Linked DNA regions of Mus musculus: region 2 is linked to region 1. Evidence: chromatin loops called from intact Hi-C (ENCODE). Cell type or tissue: left cerebral cortex. All regions are shown on one strand. Each heading gives the region's core, and the rest is flanking DNA. Links, peaks and the distances in the headings are about the cores only. Region 1 overlaps Corin (corin, serine peptidase). Region 2 overlaps Tec (tec protein tyrosine kinase).

Region 1 (8,837 bases), core at 215-8,214:
TTTTGCCTTGATGCCCTGTTGGTTATCAGGGAAAGTCTTTTCCTTAAACTGGAGAGATGAGAGGTGGGGCAGATAAGTAAGATGTCATTTACAAACCAGAATGCCAGTATCTTTGTGTGGTCCTCTTGGCCTCACATCACGTGCACTTCATTTTGTTAAGTATAGGTACCTATGTAACAACTGAGTATGGTTTTCCAACTGGAAGCAACCATCTGTTTCTTTCCTTCAGTGTGGTTTGCCGTGGCTTTGTTTTGTACGGAGTTCTTTTGGATACTGGCCTGCACTTAGTTGGTGAGAGGATGAACCCAGAGCAGGCCTTTTCCATATGTGTTCAATATTGGGAGGGAGATTGGAAGGAAATTAAAGCTGTGTCATCCTTCAGCCCCAGAAGACATCATTCTTAGTCCTTCAGACAGAGGGTTGGAGATTGGCAGGTGATGAAAGCTGTTGGGTTTTTCCCCTTCCATAGGTCAGACGCCATGTCCAGAAGGAGAACAGGGATGCCTTGGCAGTTCCTGCGTCGAATCCTGTGCTGGTAGCTCTCTGTGTGACTCAGACAGCAGCCTGAGTAACTGCAGTAAGTACAACAGCTGACACGGGCAATTTCTGTGACAGACAGTACACCCAGCCTCTTTCTACCACATTGCCATAAACTCCTGAAGTTGGAATTGCTCCAAAAGAGCACATACATTGGCCTTTGTTTTTGTCCAAAGGTTGCATGTGGTAGCAGAAAAAGAACCAAAATGGTCTTCATTAACGAAATAAGAAACAAATGTGTGGCTGCGGATGGGCCATCCATCCGCATTGCTTAATGTCATTACCACCACTTTCTCCTCATCATCAGTTCCTATAAATTATTTTCGTGGAGCCATCTGCAGGCAGATGTTATCTTCCTTCTTTTATTTTCTAGTTTTTTATTTTTATTAAAAGCACAGCTTCCAGACTAGAGACTTCATCCAAGAAGCAACTAGGAGATTCATCCCAACCGTCACATAAAATTTGGTCATTTTATGCTTCTGATAGATGCATCCTCACTGTTCCAAACACGTTGGTGGACAATTAAGGTCTGGGAATCATTGCATTAATTTGTGTCATTGACAGTGTGGTGGCTGCAATGGTGAAAGCAGGTGGCTGTCTCTAAATTACTTTCCAGTAGATTAGCTGAGGGGAGACAGAATGGCCACGAGTGAAGAATGGCAAATAAACTCCTGTGGGAAATTTTAACTGAACTAGAAAATTTCCAAAGACTGATTTTTTTTTTTAATGATTTGTTCCTCCCAGATTCAGTTATTATATCACTTCTCTCACTTGGAGTAATTAATTGTTTCCTCCATCCTCAGTTTTGGATTAAGAATTACTTCATATTACATATCCTCTCCATCAAGGCCTTGGGAAGCTTTAAGTCTAATAGACTAAGGGAGGCATGGACTTCCAGTGGCCTTGTAACATTTGAGGTGAATTATATCCCAGGATATAAATGATCCTTTTCATACAGCAAACACTGGAAGATCTTATCTTCTGGGCATTTAAAACTGGCTTAGGTGTTGGTCCTTCCATTATTGGAAGCAGCTTCTATACCTGACTTGTAGACATCTCTCAAGGAGCCTCTGGGTGTATGTGTGCCTGATTCTCTACCTAGATGGATAGGTAGCCTATCCCTTTGTAAGTCTGTTCCTATAGACGGGAATGTGATTATTTTACAGTGCTTAACATTATTAGCATCAATAGTGCTTAGCTTCTTGACCACCCCCCCTCTACGTGATGTTTGCTTCTTTCAGTTGGAATTCGCAAAGAGAGAACAGGGAATAATAGATAGGAAGTTATTCAAGGAACAATTGCTCATTTCTTCCTTTTTTTTTTTTCGTAACAGGGTTTCACTATGTATCTCCAACTAGGCTGGAACTCTCTATGTAGACCTGGCTGGCCTTGAACTCTTAGATATCTGCTGGGTTTTGCCTCCTGAGTCCTTGGGTTAAAGGCATGTGCCAACCACATTTCTTTCTCTTCTTCAATGCAAAATTAACTAGAATATAGAGGGACAATAAACAAATAGGCACATAGACAGGGAATATATTAGTAAAGCTGATTGCTTAGCACACGTGACCAGTACTGTGTCTGGTTTGATGCCCTGGATGCTGTGAGCGAAGAAAGTTGATATCCATTGGACAGAGCCATCCACTCCTTGGATTCTAGCCTCTGGAGACACTAATTCTTACCATCTCACAAAAAAATTACCCCATTTTTCAGTGCTTTCTGAAGATGCATTGAGTAGGATTCAGGCCTCAGGATATCTTCTATGTCCTCAGTGACTCCTGTGTGAAGTCATGGTTGATGGTGACAGCCATAGTGGTCTGCTGTGACTCGGCTACACGAGTGTGTGTCTCTGCCGACACTGGATGTAGGCAGTTTTTATATGTATTTATAATTTCTATTTTCACTAGAGTGGTGGTTCTCAACCTTCCTAATGCTGTGACCCTCTAATACAGCTCCTCATGTTGTAGCAACCCAACCATAAAATTATTTTTATTGCTACTTGATAACTACAATTTTGTTGGAGTTATGGGTTGGAATATAAATATCTGAGTTTTCTGATGGTCTCAGGGGACCCCTGTGAATGGATCATTCAATCCCCAAAGGGGTTGGGCCCACTGCTAGGAGAACCACTAGTCTAGTGAAAGTCCATGGTTTACTTTCCATTACAAACCAAAACCTCACATTTACACCTCTGTGAATGAGACAATGTACTGACATGCTTATGGCATCACAAGAAGAGCTTTGAATACCCTGCACTATTCTGTCCAGTGCCTCCCTGGCATCATGACATCTCCACGCCTTGCCGGGAGCAAATTTCAGACATAGCCTTGCATTGGGGGTAGAGGTAGAGATGATGTTCTTATGGCACAGGGAAACCAATCCATCACCTTTCTCTCATAGGAGACAGCACAGGCAACTGGGGGAAGCATCTGGAAAGAATCATTCCCACAGTTCCTCTTTCTACTCACATCCATCAAGACCCTATGAAGCCTGGTGTGGCTGTCGGGCCCCTTTGGTGTTTTCCTGTGTTCCCAGTGTTCTGTTTGCCTTTACTTCAACATGGCGCCTCACCTGTTTCTAAAGCTCCTATTGAACAGCAAGGAAGAAGAAGGGGTGAATAACTTTGCCCTAGTTATAACTTCCTTCTCACCTAAAACTTCCTGTCTGATTTTTACCAGCTTCAGTTAGAAGAAACAAATAGTATTGGGGCCATGATGAAAAAGCCAAACATCAAAATGGTTAAAGATTTCAGCTCCTGGTAGAAAACGGCAGATAGGGGAATGCTGTCTTTCTCCAAGTATCCCCACCTGCTGAGTAAGGAGTAGATGATTACTTGACACATTAGTACTGGGTGGCAATTGATGAATCAAGGCATGGGACACCTACAGCTGTTGATATTACAGTAAGGAAGCATCAAATATCATGTGACTGCTGAGGAGAAAACACAGCAGCTGTCTTCAGTCCTGCCAAGCCCACAGGGCCTAGGCAGTCTAGGCAACCCTCCTGATTCTGCTGCTGAAGTTCAGGAAGTAGGAAAGTTCACAGACTGTTATAAATAATAATGATAGGGAGGGACTCAGAGCTTTCAGCAGAGTGTCTGGTTGGCATGACTAAATGTTGAAAATGCCACCTTTTCCTGTAAATGCTTATCATTTAGAACCTAGTTCCCAGTGACTTCGCAGCTCTGTAACATGTATAGTTCACAGTCCCGCTTTCACTCTTGTTGCAGACTTTGAAAATGAGATGCCATTGACAGAACACCAGGCTTTTAAAAAGTCATTACAGTCATTTATTCAACCTGATCTACAGGACCCTGATCTATCTGCACCTGTACAGAATGTTTGCAGGCTGGACCAATCAGTCTACGCTAAGCATCCTCAAATTTGTGACGTGATCGCCCTCTAGTGACTATTTCATACTCAGCTCCATCCATGTTCATGCTTAAGCTATAAAAGCTTACTGGTCAAAGCCACTGAATTTGGATTGCATGAGTATCTAAGAGTCTAACTAGTTCAGCAATGTCTTTTAAGAGAAAAAAAAACCATAAGATCCAATCCTTACCTCACTCAATAAAGATCTTTAGGATAATGCATGCTCATTATGTAATCTTCCCATCACCCTTGGCAGTGAAACTGAAAGTTACACTTTGACAAATAGGAAGTGATTTGTTCTCCATATGTCAGAACAGAGAGAAATTATCTATATGGTACTATCTGTTCACCACCTAATAGAAACACATTGGTAAAAAGTTAAGCCATGGTTAGTATGGTAAAGGAAGAAAGGGAAAGAAAAGATGTGTAAGAAAAAGGATTGCTTGTGGCATCTGTGTGAATAACTCCATTTTATAAAATTGTAAGTGTATCAAGAGAAGAAGAAAAAGGCCTCTTTTTCTCCTCATCTCTGGAATTGAAGGTGCTTGTGACAAGCAAAAAAGCCTGTAGCAAAAGTGACAGGGAGAATAGTGGGAATGGTCCGATTCTTTATTTGTATCATACCATTTTTCAGACAAAGAAGAATTATTTGAATAATTGTTCATAATAAGGTCTGATTCTTCATTGGCAAAGGCAAAGACAGCTCTCTAGAAATGACTGTGTGCATGAGTGTGAGTAGGGAAAGCCATGGGGGGGGGGGGCGTTAAATTCTTCTAAAGACTCTGGGAGAGGCAGAGAGAAAAAAGTATGGGAGATAATGAACTGCTTATGGAGTTTTATATTATTCCTATAAAAGAAAATCTTTTAAGAATCTGAACACAAAATTTGAAAGTTCCCATGGTTTTACTCTGAGCAGATATAATAAGTTACAATTAATTAAGTGGCTTAAACAGTAGACATTTATATGTCACAGTCCTGGAGTCTAGAAGCTTGAGGTCAAGGATGCCAGCATAGTCCAGCTATGGACCTTTCTCAACCACACAAAGCCAACTTCTTTTTGTATCTGATATGCTAGGATGAGAGAGGGAGATTTCTCTGAGGTCCTGTGTGGAGGGACAATGACCTAATTCCCAACAACTGCTCTCATGACCTAGTCACCTCTTGAGGACCCTATCCCCTAATACCATTACACAGTGTGGGAGGAGCTAAGCTTATTACTCTGAGAGAATACAAAGGGTCCTTCACACTCTTTCTTCATAAATACAGGAGACAACAAGGACCAAACTCTTGCCTTCTCTGCCTTCTTGTCTTTTCACCTGGTATGATGTCAGTTCCCTGGTGTCCTAGCTCCCCCTAGAAACAGAAATTCAGAGCATATTTTGTCGATGACATTTTAATCTGGTCGGTTCCTTATGAATATTGTATCTATGAAGCTCTCCTCATCCCCAGATTAGTAAGTGTCCCGAGGCTTATTTCATCCCAGTCCATATTACTTATCTATTTGTATCATACCACTTTTCAGACAAGCAAGAATCACTTGAATAATTGCTCGTAATAAGGCATGGAATCTTCATTGTGCTTAGGTCAATTTTATAACACATGTCTGATTAACTCTATAACTTGGGGTCCATAGTGTATTAACTGGGATCACCAAGGGGACAGACACTCTCTACTGCCTTCTCTCAAGCCTGCCCAAACTCACCTGTTCTCGGAGGCTTGGATTACTCTGGGTTGTTTTATGCTGACCCTTTGAGCTCCCAGCATTTGGATTAAGCCACTGTGTTAGTTAATCCAGACTACAATGGCAGAGTTCCATAGGCTGCAAGGGATAGATAACAAACATGTGTGCCTCCCAGTTCAAGAGGCTGGAAGCCTGTAATCAACGTCCTGGGATTTGATCTCAAGGGAGGGCTTGCTCACTGCATGGTTTGCCAAGAGCTGCAGTCTTGCTGTGTCTTTATATGATGGTAAAATCAAGACCACTTGCGTTAAGGATGCCAATTCTTTTTTTTTTTTTTTCTTTTTTTTACAGATTTCCAGGGTTATTTCTTTTTTTTTTTTTTGGTAGGGATTTTCCTCATTTACATTTCCAATGCTATCCCAAAAGTCCCCCATACCCACCCCCCACTCCCCTACCCACCCACTCCCCTACCCACCCACTCCCACTTCTTGGCACTGGCGTTCCCCTGTACTGGGGCATATAAAGTTTGCAAGTCCAATGGGCCTCTCTTTCCAGTGATGGCTGACTAGGCCATCTTTTGATACATATGCAGCTAGAGTCAAGAGCTCCGGGGTACTGGTTAGCTCATATTGTTGTTCCACCTATAGGGCTGCAGTTCCCTTTAGTTTCTTGGGTGCTTTCTCTAGCTCCTCCATTGGGGGCCCTGTGATCCATTCAATAGCTGACTGTGAGCATCCACTTCTGTGTTTGCTAGGCCCCAGCATAGTCTCACAAGAGACAGCTATATCTGGGTCCTTTCAGCAATATCTTGCTAGTGTATGCAATGGTGTCAGCGTTTGGAAGCTGATCATGGGATGGATCCCTGGATATGGCAATCACTAGATGGTCCATCCTTTCGTCACAGCTCCAAATTTTGTCTCTGTAACTCCTTCCATGGGTGTTTTGTTCCCAATTCTAAGAAGGGGCAAAGTGTCCACACTTTGGTCTTCGTTCTTCTTGAGTTTCATGCATTTAGCAAATTGTATCTTATATCTTGGTTATCCTAAGTTTCTGGGCTAATATCCACTTATCAGTGAGTACATATTCTGTGAGTTCCTTTGTGATTGGGTTACCTCACTCAGGATGATGCCCTCCAGGTCCATACATTTGCCTAGGAATTTCATAAATTCATTCTTTTTAATAGCTGAGTAGTACTCCATTGTGTAAATGTACCACATTTTCTGTAACCATTCCTCTGTTGAGGAGCATCTGGGTTCTTTCCAGCTTCTGGCTATTATAAATAAGGCTGCTATGAACATAGTGGAGCATGTGTCCTTCTTACCGGTTGGGACATCTTCTGGATATATGCCCAGGAGAGGTGTTGCTGGATCCTCCGGTAGTACTATGTCCAATTTTCTGAGGAACCGCCACACTGATTTCCAGAGTGGTTGTACAAGTTTGCACTCCCACCAACAATGGAGGAGTGTTCCTCTTTCTCCACATCCTCGCCAGCATCTGCTGTCACCTGAATTTTTGATCTTAGCCATTCTGACTGGTGTGAGGTGGAATCTTAGGGTTGTTTTGATTTGCATTTCCCTGATGATTAAGGATGTTGAACATTTTTTCAGTTGTTTCTCTGCCATTTGGTATTCCTCAGGTGAGAATTCTTTGTTCAGTTCTGAGCCCCATTTTTTAATGGGGTTACTTGATTTTCTGGAGTCCACCTTCTTGAGTTCTTTATATATATTGGATATTAGTCCCCTATCCGATTTGGGATAGGTAAAGATCCTTTCCCAATCTGTTGGTGGTCTTTTTGTCTTATTGACGGTGTCTTTTGCCTTGCAGAAGCTTTGAAGTTTTATGAGGTCCCATTTATTGATTCTTGATCTTACAGCACAAGCCATTGCTGTTCTATTCAGGAATTTTCCCCCTGTACCCATATCTTCGAGGCTTTTCCCTACTTTCTCCTCTATAAGTTTCAGTGTCTCTGGTTTTATGTGGAGTTCCTTAATCCACTTAGATTTGACCTTAGTACAAGGAGATAGAAATGGATCAATTCGCAATCTTCTACATGATAACAGCCAGTTGTGCCAGCACCATTTGTTGAAAATGCTGTCTTTTTTCCACTGGATGGTTTTAGCTCCCTTGTCAAAGATCAGGTGACCATAGGTATGTGGGTTCATTTCTGGGTCTTCAATTCTATTCCATTGGTCTACTTGTCTGTCACTATACCAGTACCATGCAGTTTTTATCACAATTGCTCTGTAGTACAGCTTTAGGTCAGTGTATTGGCTAGTTTTGTGTCAACTTGACACAGCTGGAGTTATCACAGAGAAAGGAGCTTCAGTTGAGGAAATGCCTCCATGAGATCCAACTGTAAGGCATTTTCTCAATTAGTGATCAAGGGGGCAAGGCCCCTTGTGGGTGGGACCATCTCTGGGCTGGTTGTCTTGGGTTCTATAAGAAAGCAGGCTATGCAAGCCAGTAAAGAACATCCCTCCATGGCCTCTGCATCAGCTCCTGCTTTCTGACCTGCTTGAGTTCCAGTCCTGCATCCTTTGGTGATCAACAGCAGTATGGAAATGTAAGCCGAATAAACCCTTTCCTCCCCAACTTGCTTCTTGGTCATGATGTTTGTGCAGGAATAGAAACCCTGACTAAGACAAATTGGTACCAGCAGAGTGGGGTATTCCTGTGACAATCTGACCATGTTTTGGGGAGGACTGTGGAAGGACTTTGGAACTTTGGGCTTGAAGATCCATCCATTGTTAAGAGCTCTGTCAGATGTCGTGTAGGAGCTTGGAAGATAATGTTGAGAACACCACAGAAGATGGAGCTCTGGTTTGTGAAATTTCAGAGGGAAAATTAAAGACTCTTTTCAGGGCCATTGCTGTTTTGATTGTGAAGATTCTGTAGTTCTGGTTAGCTGGGGCTGAAGAATCAGCTGTGATTAACAAGATACCAGAACTACTAAAGCAAAAAGTTTGCATTACTGGGACTATTGATGCTGGTTAGCTGGAGCTAAGAAATTAGCGGTGATTAAGAAGAGACCAGCATCATTGAGGTGACATCTTCTGGGAAGTGTTTTCTGAGAGCACAGTTGCTGCGTTCCAGATATAGCCAAAGTTGTACCTTGTGCTCTGGCTGGACTTGGTAACGTGTAAGGGTCACCCAGGTGGTACTGGTTTTGAAGGCATGAAGGAATTGAGCAGAGCAGCTGAGGCTTGGCACTGTGAGAGGCCATGGAAGGCCATTGGTGAAAGTGCAGCCTC
Region 2 (8,837 bases), core at 465-8,464, 410 kb before region 1:
CTCTGCATGCAAGTTTTACAGCTGTTTTTAATGCGTTCATAGAATGGGTTTTTAGATGATTATACTTTATAGTAACTCTAGATTTTCTGTTCTCATCATTATTTATAAAAACTTTCCATAGGTAAAAACTAAATACATCGCTGCTAAAATAGTTGCCATTGTGGTGGTTCTCACTGGCTATGCCGGCTGGGTGTCTGGGTGTCTGGGTATGTGGGTGTCTGGGTGTCTGGGTACAGGCTGTAATTCTGTTCTGGGTCTTATAGTAATTATTACTGTGTTATTCAGGGCTGTGGGGTTGGTCTCTTCCCCATGGCTTTAGGCCGTTTCCTTTGTAAAAGTATCCTTTCCCTGTCTGTCTTACAGATAAGTGGGAGATTAACCCATCAGAGCTGACCTTTATGAGAGAGTTGGGGAGCGGACTGTTTGGAGTGGTGAGGCTTGGCAAGTGGCGGGCCCAGTACAAAGTGGCCATCAAAGCTATCCGGGAAGGCGCCATGTGTGAAGAGGATTTCATAGAGGAAGCTAAAGTCATGATGTAAGTTTCTATTCTTCTTCTTCTTTGTTTTATGTGTATTTGGTATTTTGAATGCATGTATGTCTGGGCATCATGTGTATACATTGCCTGCAGAGGCCAGGAGAGGGCATCAGATCCTCCTGGGACTGGAATTATAGGTGGCTGGAAACCATCCTGTGGGTGCTAGGGATTGAACTCAGGTCCTCTGGAAGAGCAACCAGTGTTCTTATCCACTGAGTCATAGCTCCAGATCCCATGATGTAAATTTCTAGCTCCCCTTTTTGAATTAAAAATTGGCCCCGCCCAGCACACCTGCCTGCTGGTTTGTTTTCCTGTGGTAACTCTGTGTGTCTGTTGCCCTCAGGAAGCTGACACACCCCAAGCTGGTACAGCTCTATGGTGTATGCACCCAGCAGAAGCCCATCTACATCGTTACCGAGTTCATGGAACGGGGCTGCCTTCTGAATTTCCTCCGGCAGAGACAAGGCCATTTCAGCAGAGACATGCTGCTAAGCATGTGTCAAGATGTCTGTGAAGGGATGGAGTACCTGGAGAGAAACAGCTTCATCCACAGAGACCTGGTGAGTAACCAGAGTCCTCCTGGCCTCCCACTGCTGTGACTTCCTACACCCTGGCTGGATTCCATTGTCCCGTTGGGTTACACAGAGAACTTTGTTGTATTAGTTGCCTGTTTTTGTCCTTAACAAGATTTCGTTATTTTCAAACTTGGTAAATTTCAATAATTTACTTGATAATTTCTAAGGAAAAGACCTTTATTAAATCTAATAGCGTACAGACTTATTATCCCCAAGCAAGTTTCCGTTGAATTAATTATTTGAGCTCTGGGAGATTCCCAGGAGATAGCTAGTCGGGGCAGATTTATTTGATGTCATTGTGTTATAGATAAGAGTGTTAGCTTTGGGGGAAGTGAAAGAGGCTTGCCTATTGTGAGAAATGGGGAAGTTAGGCTTAGCCTTGACCTTTAAGACCAAGTCTCCAGCTCTTTCTACTTTAAGTGCTGAACAGAAACTACCAGAGAAATCCTGAGCTCAACTAAGAGGGAATTCTGGGAGTTTTCATTACTTCTGAAAATAATAGGAAGAAAAATAGAAAACAACCTAACCCAGTTCTAAAGGGCTGTGATGGGGGGGTTTCTCAGTTTTCCTCCTCTTCCTTCTGATTTTCTTTCCCTCCCCAGCCATTCTTCACAGTTAACACCACTGTAACAAATAATACTGTAACCATAGCAAGCAACACTGTGACTGCAACAAGTGACACTGCAACTGTAACAAGCAACACTGTGACTGTAACAAGCAACACTGCAACTGTAATTAGTAACACTGCAACTGTAACAAGCAACACTGCAACTGTAACAAGCAACACTGGCTGCAACAAGCAACACTGTAACTGTAACAAGCAACACTGTGACTGTAACAAGCCACACTGCGACTGTAACAAGCAACACTGTAACTGTAACAAGCAACACCGTGACTGTAGGAAACAACACTGTGACTGTAGAAAACAACACTGTGACTGTAACAAGCAACACTGTGACTGTAACAAGCAACACTGTGACTGTAACAAGCAACACTGTGACTGTAACAAGCAACACTGTGACTGTAGCAAGCAACACTGTGACTGTAACAAGTAACCATCTACCTTGATTAGTCTACCAAACCAACAGGATTCGCATTGTGTCCACCCTCCTTTAGCCTTAGCTGCCTTGTGATAGAGCGTGGATCTGTTTCCTTGGAGCAGGAGCAGCAGGGTGCTTTGTTTTAACCTCACCTGACATAGGCCTTACTTTTGTACTGTAAGCTCCTTTGATAAGGAAGTGGATATTATTCCTATCTGCAAAGGAAGTGAGTAGAACTGGATAAAATATCATCAGGTGCTGGGGAGATGGAGGAGTTTGGACCCAGAACTTACCTTTAGAGTCAGGACTGTAACTCCGATGTCATCTTTAGATTTAAAGCATAGTAACAAATTGAGGATTTGGCAAGGTTGACTTGATCTCCTCGGTGTGTTGTGGGGCTAGTCCTAGTCCATTCTGAAAATTGGATGTGCAATGTGCACTTCATTGTTTGGCTCACATCTTGTTAAAGTTCATACCATTTAATAGAGGCAACGGGCTTTGTAAACTAGATGTGACATATAACATTAGCTTTGATGATTGTGTGTCGCTATGACAACAGCTAATTGTCATGTAGAAACTCATGAATTAAGCATCGTTCTAGTTTTGTTCTTGGAGAATGGATGCAGACGGAATACTTTCATGACTTGCACTTGTCTGTACAGAATTTATTTTCTTGAAAGTGAGTTTTGAATTTTTTTTGGCCAGTGATATTGATATAAATCCCTGGAAGGTTTTAACACCCTTTAAAGTATTAATCCTGCCAGGCGAGAATAAGATTACTAACACAACCTTTGAGCCAAATTTGAAGCAAGCTTTATTAAATTCTGACCAACATGGTAAATACTAGCCAAGTTCATTCCCGGGATTCCCAGAGAATGCCTGCTAATTACATAAGCCCAGTGCTTATTAAGGCAAACCTATTAGGCTATAGACTTTTGACTTTGTCTGATCAGGGACAAGCATATATCCTAGTGTACTTCCCAGCTACAGTTACACACCTTCTGCTTACATGTGACCAAGCACATCCTGTGCACCTGGGGTAACCACCCTTGTTTACAGAAGTGAGAACACATGGCTTGTGGTCGTAGGCGGGCCACAGTCTTCAGCATTCCAGGAAGTTTCTGTCCTGGAAACAAGTGAAACTTACAGATTAAAGAAAAGTTTATTTTACAGATCTTTTAGGCACAGCAGTTTAAGACGTAAAACGTAACTTTTGCCCTCACAAAAGGAAGTGTCGAATGTGCCTTTCCCCTGAGTAAAGTGTTTCATGGGCTTGCAAGTGACAGTACCATGGCTGTCCTCCCGGGAAGGTGCAGATAATTCAAGAGGTGGGCATTAACTGTCACTTGAGAGAGACTCTTAAATGTGCTCAGAGGAAAGGAGCTCTGGGGAATTATCACACAGGAAAAACAAGCATCCGACGAGTGAGGGAGAAACCTTGCCCCATCAGTTGAGGTGTTAAAAACACCATTATTTTGCTTCTGAGAAGCCCTCTGTCATTCTACCAAATTATTATATTGGTTCATGTAATTCTTGATGGATTCAAGAATACACCAAACCCCAAATAACATATGTGTGTGTTTTACCAGCTGAGTATATTATGTCTTAATATATTAGCAACCTCATACACGATAAAGCAGGTCCTGTGTCTATACTTGGCCATTCTTCTGTCTGTTGAGGTGACCACTCTCAGGTTACTGGTCACTGTGATGATTGTGTGTTTCTACTGTTACCTAGAGAGAATTCATCTTTAATCTAGATTAAAGACTTAAGAGTGTTATCAACATCAGTAAGAAAATCACATAGTAATACAATAGGCCTGGACCAGGAAGAAGGTTGGAATGTCCGTTGATCCTCATGAAGTGTGATGTTGGTAAAGACAGTGCCATAATGCCTTGTGACATTTCTAATCTGTCTTTTTTTCAGGTTGCTTCAGATTTTTGTTGGAGGTACCTTCAGTATGGCTGTAAACAGTTTATATGAACACATGTACAGTTCTTTCTGATGTGGACTGTATTATATTTAGTAGAAAGTGAACTTCTGTTGTTCCTTTTTTTGCAGGACCTTTTAATAAATGTAACGTCATAATCTTGTTTTCCAGGCTGCCAGAAATTGTCTAGTGAATGAAGCAGGAGTTGTCAAAGTATCTGATTTTGGAATGGCCAGGTATGGCTGAGTACTGTGTGCTTTTAAGTGGTCACATTATATTTGAATAATTAATAAGCATGGGAAGGCCTTGGGAAATAGCTCAGAGGATAAATTGCTTCCCTCCCAAGCCTGAGTTTGACCAGAATGCAGGAAAAAATCCAGGAGTGGTGGCTTAGGCTTTGTAACCCCAGAACTGGAAAGGCAGAGACTGGTGGATCTCTGAGGCTCTCTGGCTAGAAAACCCAGATTAATTGATGAACCCTAAGCCGTTGAAAAGAGACTAGGCAGACAGCGTTCCTGCCCATGCAATCCAAGGTTGCCTCTGTCCTCTCTATGCACGAACTGCCCACAAGCAAACCCTCCCCAAACTGAAATAAAAACTCAGGCCTCGGGCCCTGGTTGTAGTGATGCTTGTTGTAATCTAGTACTTAGAGGTGGAGGCGGGAGAATCCGGATTTCAAAGTCATTCCTGGCTATATACCAAGTTTGAGGCCAGCCTGGGCTACATGAGATCCTGCCTTTAAAATTTTAATGTGGGAATGATTTGCACCAATAAAGCAATAAGGAAATCTCTTCAACTGTTGTAAGGGTAAATGAGGCTAATTACTATTGTGGCATTGGTAATTCTTTCCACTAGATGGTAGTAGAGCCTATATAATATCTCTCTCTCAATTTGTTTGGTGATTCAGTGCTTAGTATATCCTTGTTCGCAATGTTTTTAATCTCTTAGTTTTTCTACTTTTACTAGTGTTAGAATAGACGTTTAAGAAGCATTTTGTCTGTCCTCCCCTTTCCCTCTGTCCCTTGAGTCATGCATATATTAAAAATCAGGTGTCTACTGGGTGAGGAGCCTAACCCTGTGAGCCACATCGGTGAGTAAACTGAAGGCTGAGCCCACATGTAGTGCAAACGATGGAGAAAGGAGATACATAGCCCTGGGGAAAGTGACTGTGACAGAGCAGGGTGGGGTCAGCAGACAGTGGCTGTCAGTCCAGTCTGTGCCTTTTGTGCTCCAGATGTGTCGGAAAGGAACTTTTTATTTACAAACAGTTAAAAAAGAGACTAAAAGCATGTCAGGACACCTGAGAATTATCTGAAACCTAAGTCTCTGTCCATTGAAAAAACCAAAAACATAGTGTTATTGAGACTTTCAACTTGCAGTCTTGACTAACTGTTGATACCATCTGTGGTCACTTTCACACTGCAGATGAAAAACCTTGAGCTGTCACACGGACGGTGTGCCCTGCAGATACTGAAATCCTCTGTATTATCTGTTTCGTCTTTCCCTGAAATCTTCTACTGTTCGGTGAAAGAGCTAACTTGGGAGTGGGGGAAGGGACGGCCGCTGGAGATCTGGTGACCAGAAAGGCTTTTCTTGCATGGGAACATTGAGTGAACAACACAGGAGAACCATAGTGGTGCCACCTTAAGTCTGGGACTAGTGTGACCTGCCCAGGGAATCAGAAGAGGGCCAAGGAAGCTGGTCCAGAGGCAGAGCTAAGAGCAGTCAAGAAAGTAGAGCAATGTTGGGTCTTCGGGCCAACACCAACCCCCAAGAAGACGCTGGCCTTTGGTGGCCTGAATGCTATCTTTAGTAGTTTCTGATTCTCGAAGCTGATTACCCAGTCCTCTCTATGTGCTCTAGGTAAAGATAGTTAGCACCTGAAGGGGAACCCTGCACTGTCTATCGCCATTCTTCATATTTGGCTTGCAGAAAGCTGGTACTTTTCCACCAGTCCTTTTAGAACTACTCCTTATGCACTACATTCAGACGTCTCTGACTGACAACTATTTGATCCAGCCCAAGGTGGCATTGTCCACCAGATACCATTTTTGTCCATTCAAGGGGAAGTCGGTGTGCTCATCTGAATCTTTGCTCCTGGCAGCTTTAGCATTGACTTCCTATAAATATGTAATGCATTAACAATCCCTCTGATAAATTCCTGCTGCACATACAGCGAAGGGGCTGAAGTCCTCACATCTGTCACTCATCAAAGATTCTTCCCACAAGTGGTCAATGCTACAGCTTCCATGTGTCTTTCTGGATGGATCTGGAAATGTTCAGATAGAAAAAGAATAAAGCATGGTTTGAGAGTGTGTGTGTAGGGACAGTGTGCTGGTATATAAATATGGTATATTACCATCATCTTAAACCTCCTTTTGCCTCTGATCTTTCTAATGCAGTGCTCTCATTGCTTACGTGTGCTGTAGCTTTAAATTGAGGGACTGTGGGGCTCAGAGCACGGACGGCTCTAGTTACTTGTTACCCCTTCCTGTAAGCAGCTCTTCTTCAGATATTTTGCATGCAGGGCCTTTGGATAAAATTTTGTTCAGAGAACAAAGACACGTACCCTACCCCATAAGTTTGCAACAGTTGTATAGTATTCTGCCTCTGTTACCTCATAAGAGAGAAAGATAAACAGCAGTACAATAAAAGTCCACACACTGGGTCACCTCTTCAGATTCTTAACTCAAGCCGAGGAGCTAGACAGACGTCATTGGGCAAGGCCATGAGCTGAACGTGTGTGTTGCATGTTAGACTGCCGTTACTGTCTTGGTCTGTCTTTGTAAGGGGAAAAACGAAAGCTCACGTCTGACATGCAAAGGTGTGACCCATGCGTGGTGTGTCTCATCCTAGGTACGTTCTGGATGATCAGTACACAAGTTCTTCTGGCGCCAAGTTCCCTGTGAAGTGGTGTCCCCCAGAAGTGTTTAATTACAGCCGCTTTAGCAGCAAGTCAGACGTCTGGTCGTTTGGTAAGGCCCACGATGCACGTCTCCTCCCCTCCCCTCCAAAGAGGAAGCAGACTCATCATTGAGTAACCTTATCGTTTTTGTAGGTGTGCTAATGTGGGAAATATTCACAGAAGGCAGGATGCCCTTTGAGAAGAACACCAATTACGAAGTGGTAACCATGGTGACTCGTGGCCACCGCCTCCACCGGCCAAAGCTGGCTTCCAAATATTTGTATGAGGTGATGCTGAGATGCTGGCAAGAGGTACGGCTGTTCCTTTGTGTTGTTTTCTGGTCTATGAAACGATCCATGGTTGGGCCCAGTGGATAGGGAAGGTACAGTTCTTGCAGCCCAGTGACGGTTTGGCTCTTGCACAGGAATGTCAAACTCTAGCAGGAAGCTTTGTCTCGGTGCTGAATAGTGAGAAGTCTCTGAAGACACAAACAATGCTAATGGTTAGCTTAATATACTCAGGCTGACATTTCACTCCCAAGTGCCCCCCCCCCCCCCCCATAGCTGGACCTTGGAAAAAGCCCAGAGAAGTTGCTTCTCTCCATCCAGTAACTGTGAGGTAGAAAGTTTCACTTTCTTTAAACCCATTGTCTCTAGGTATCTTACTTAATCTCTAGAAACATTGAAATACCACCTCCGTAGAAGACATTAAACCCCAGAGAGACCCTTGAAAGACTGCAGTTCACATATATTTCATATCCAACCCTTTAGATTTCATTTTCAGAGTAACCCTTTGAGGCATAGATGCTTGTACTGTGACCATAAGGCTCACGAGGGTGATACTTGCCCGGGGCCAGTTACCTCCAGAACATCAGAGGCCCATCCTGCACCGAAGCCATCACTTGCTATAATACCTCCCACCAGCACTGACTGGGGTGCACAGAGGCTAATTGGGTGGGAAGTGGTAGCAGGGAGAGCAGTGTGAGCAAAGTGGAGGATTTGGTTATAAACATGGTGTGTGTGCCAGGAGAGCTTAGTCTGAATTTTGTGGGAAATGAGGTTAGCTGATGAGGAGATGGAGTGGGGGGTCACAGAGGGCCCTCAAAATGAGTAAGACAAGGGCTCCAAAACGAACCCAGCAGCTTTGGGGTTGGTTAGGGCAAAGAGAAATCATCCTGTGTTTCCCCATTCCCCAGGAGTCTTGCCTCTGCAGAGTCGCGCAGGATTTGAGCAGTAAGAATTTTCTGGGGAGCCGCTTCTGAAACTCATAGCTTCTCTTCGATTTTTAACTGTAGAGACCAGAGGGAAGGCCTTCCTTTGAAGACTTGCTGCGTACGATAGATGAACTAGTTGAATGTGAAGAAACTTTTGGAAGATGAATGGTGGCCCCAGTTTCCAAGGCAAGAGGAAGAAATGGTGTGCCATCGGAACGCAATTCTCTTGGCACCTGGGAGTATAGACTGCTCTGCTTACAACACGGGAGCCCCAGCGCATCTGCTGCTGATCCAGCCTGAGCTCAGTGGCTGCTTTGCCGGCTGCACAGATGGTCTCTCAGAGCTGGTGACTTGAAGCACTCATTTTGCTCATTTCTTCAAGGGTTTGAGTGCCAGCCATGTATACCAGGCTCTGTGCCCAGGCCTCAGGAGATGAACATGGGACTATGCTAGCTGATGCTAGCAGAAAGCCAGGGTGGTTGTGATGGGGACGAGTCATGTCCCAGCGTCTCTTCCATGCCCTTTGGCTTTTACATAAACCTGGGCCTGGAGTGTTGTCTACCACTGAGTTCTAGGAAAAGCAGGAACCCACCTGGATACGTAGTAATCCTCTGTTTTGGAAACATCTCTTTCCAAACT

What was found. Hi-C counts contacts between places; a loop is a spot of excess contacts. Peaks named below come from ENCODE experiments on the same cell type or tissue, not always from the same donor. Only the 100,000 strongest peaks of a DNase experiment are listed, where the experiment ranks them.
Region 2: a loop joins it to region 1, with 8 times the contacts of the local background. A loop is called at or near these places in 5 of 42 quality-filtered maps.

The regions. Positions count from the first base shown.
Region 1 is chr5:72,345,610-72,354,446 of GRCm38, reverse strand. It overlaps Corin (corin, serine peptidase), which reads left to right. Exons shown (of 22, transcript NM_016869.3): 10 at 470-577. Among named protein-coding and RNA genes, the nearest start is that of Gm23712, 69 kb to the left of the region's middle. In left cerebral cortex, for the core only: a CTCF peak has its summit at 3,946 (motif pointing left); a DNase peak (open chromatin) is centred at 3,922.
Region 2 is chr5:72,755,822-72,764,658 of GRCm38, reverse strand. It overlaps Tec (tec protein tyrosine kinase), which reads left to right. Exons shown (of 19, transcript NM_001113460.2): 14 at 364-535; 15 at 879-1,095; 16 at 4,252-4,316; 17 at 6,937-7,055; 18 at 7,139-7,296; 19 at 8,280-8,837. The coding sequence ends at 8,363. Among named protein-coding and RNA genes, the nearest start is that of Txk, 7.5 kb to the right of the region's middle. In left cerebral cortex, for the core only: CTCF peaks have their summits at 652 (motif pointing right) and 4,919 (motif pointing right); a DNase peak (open chromatin) is centred at 7,128.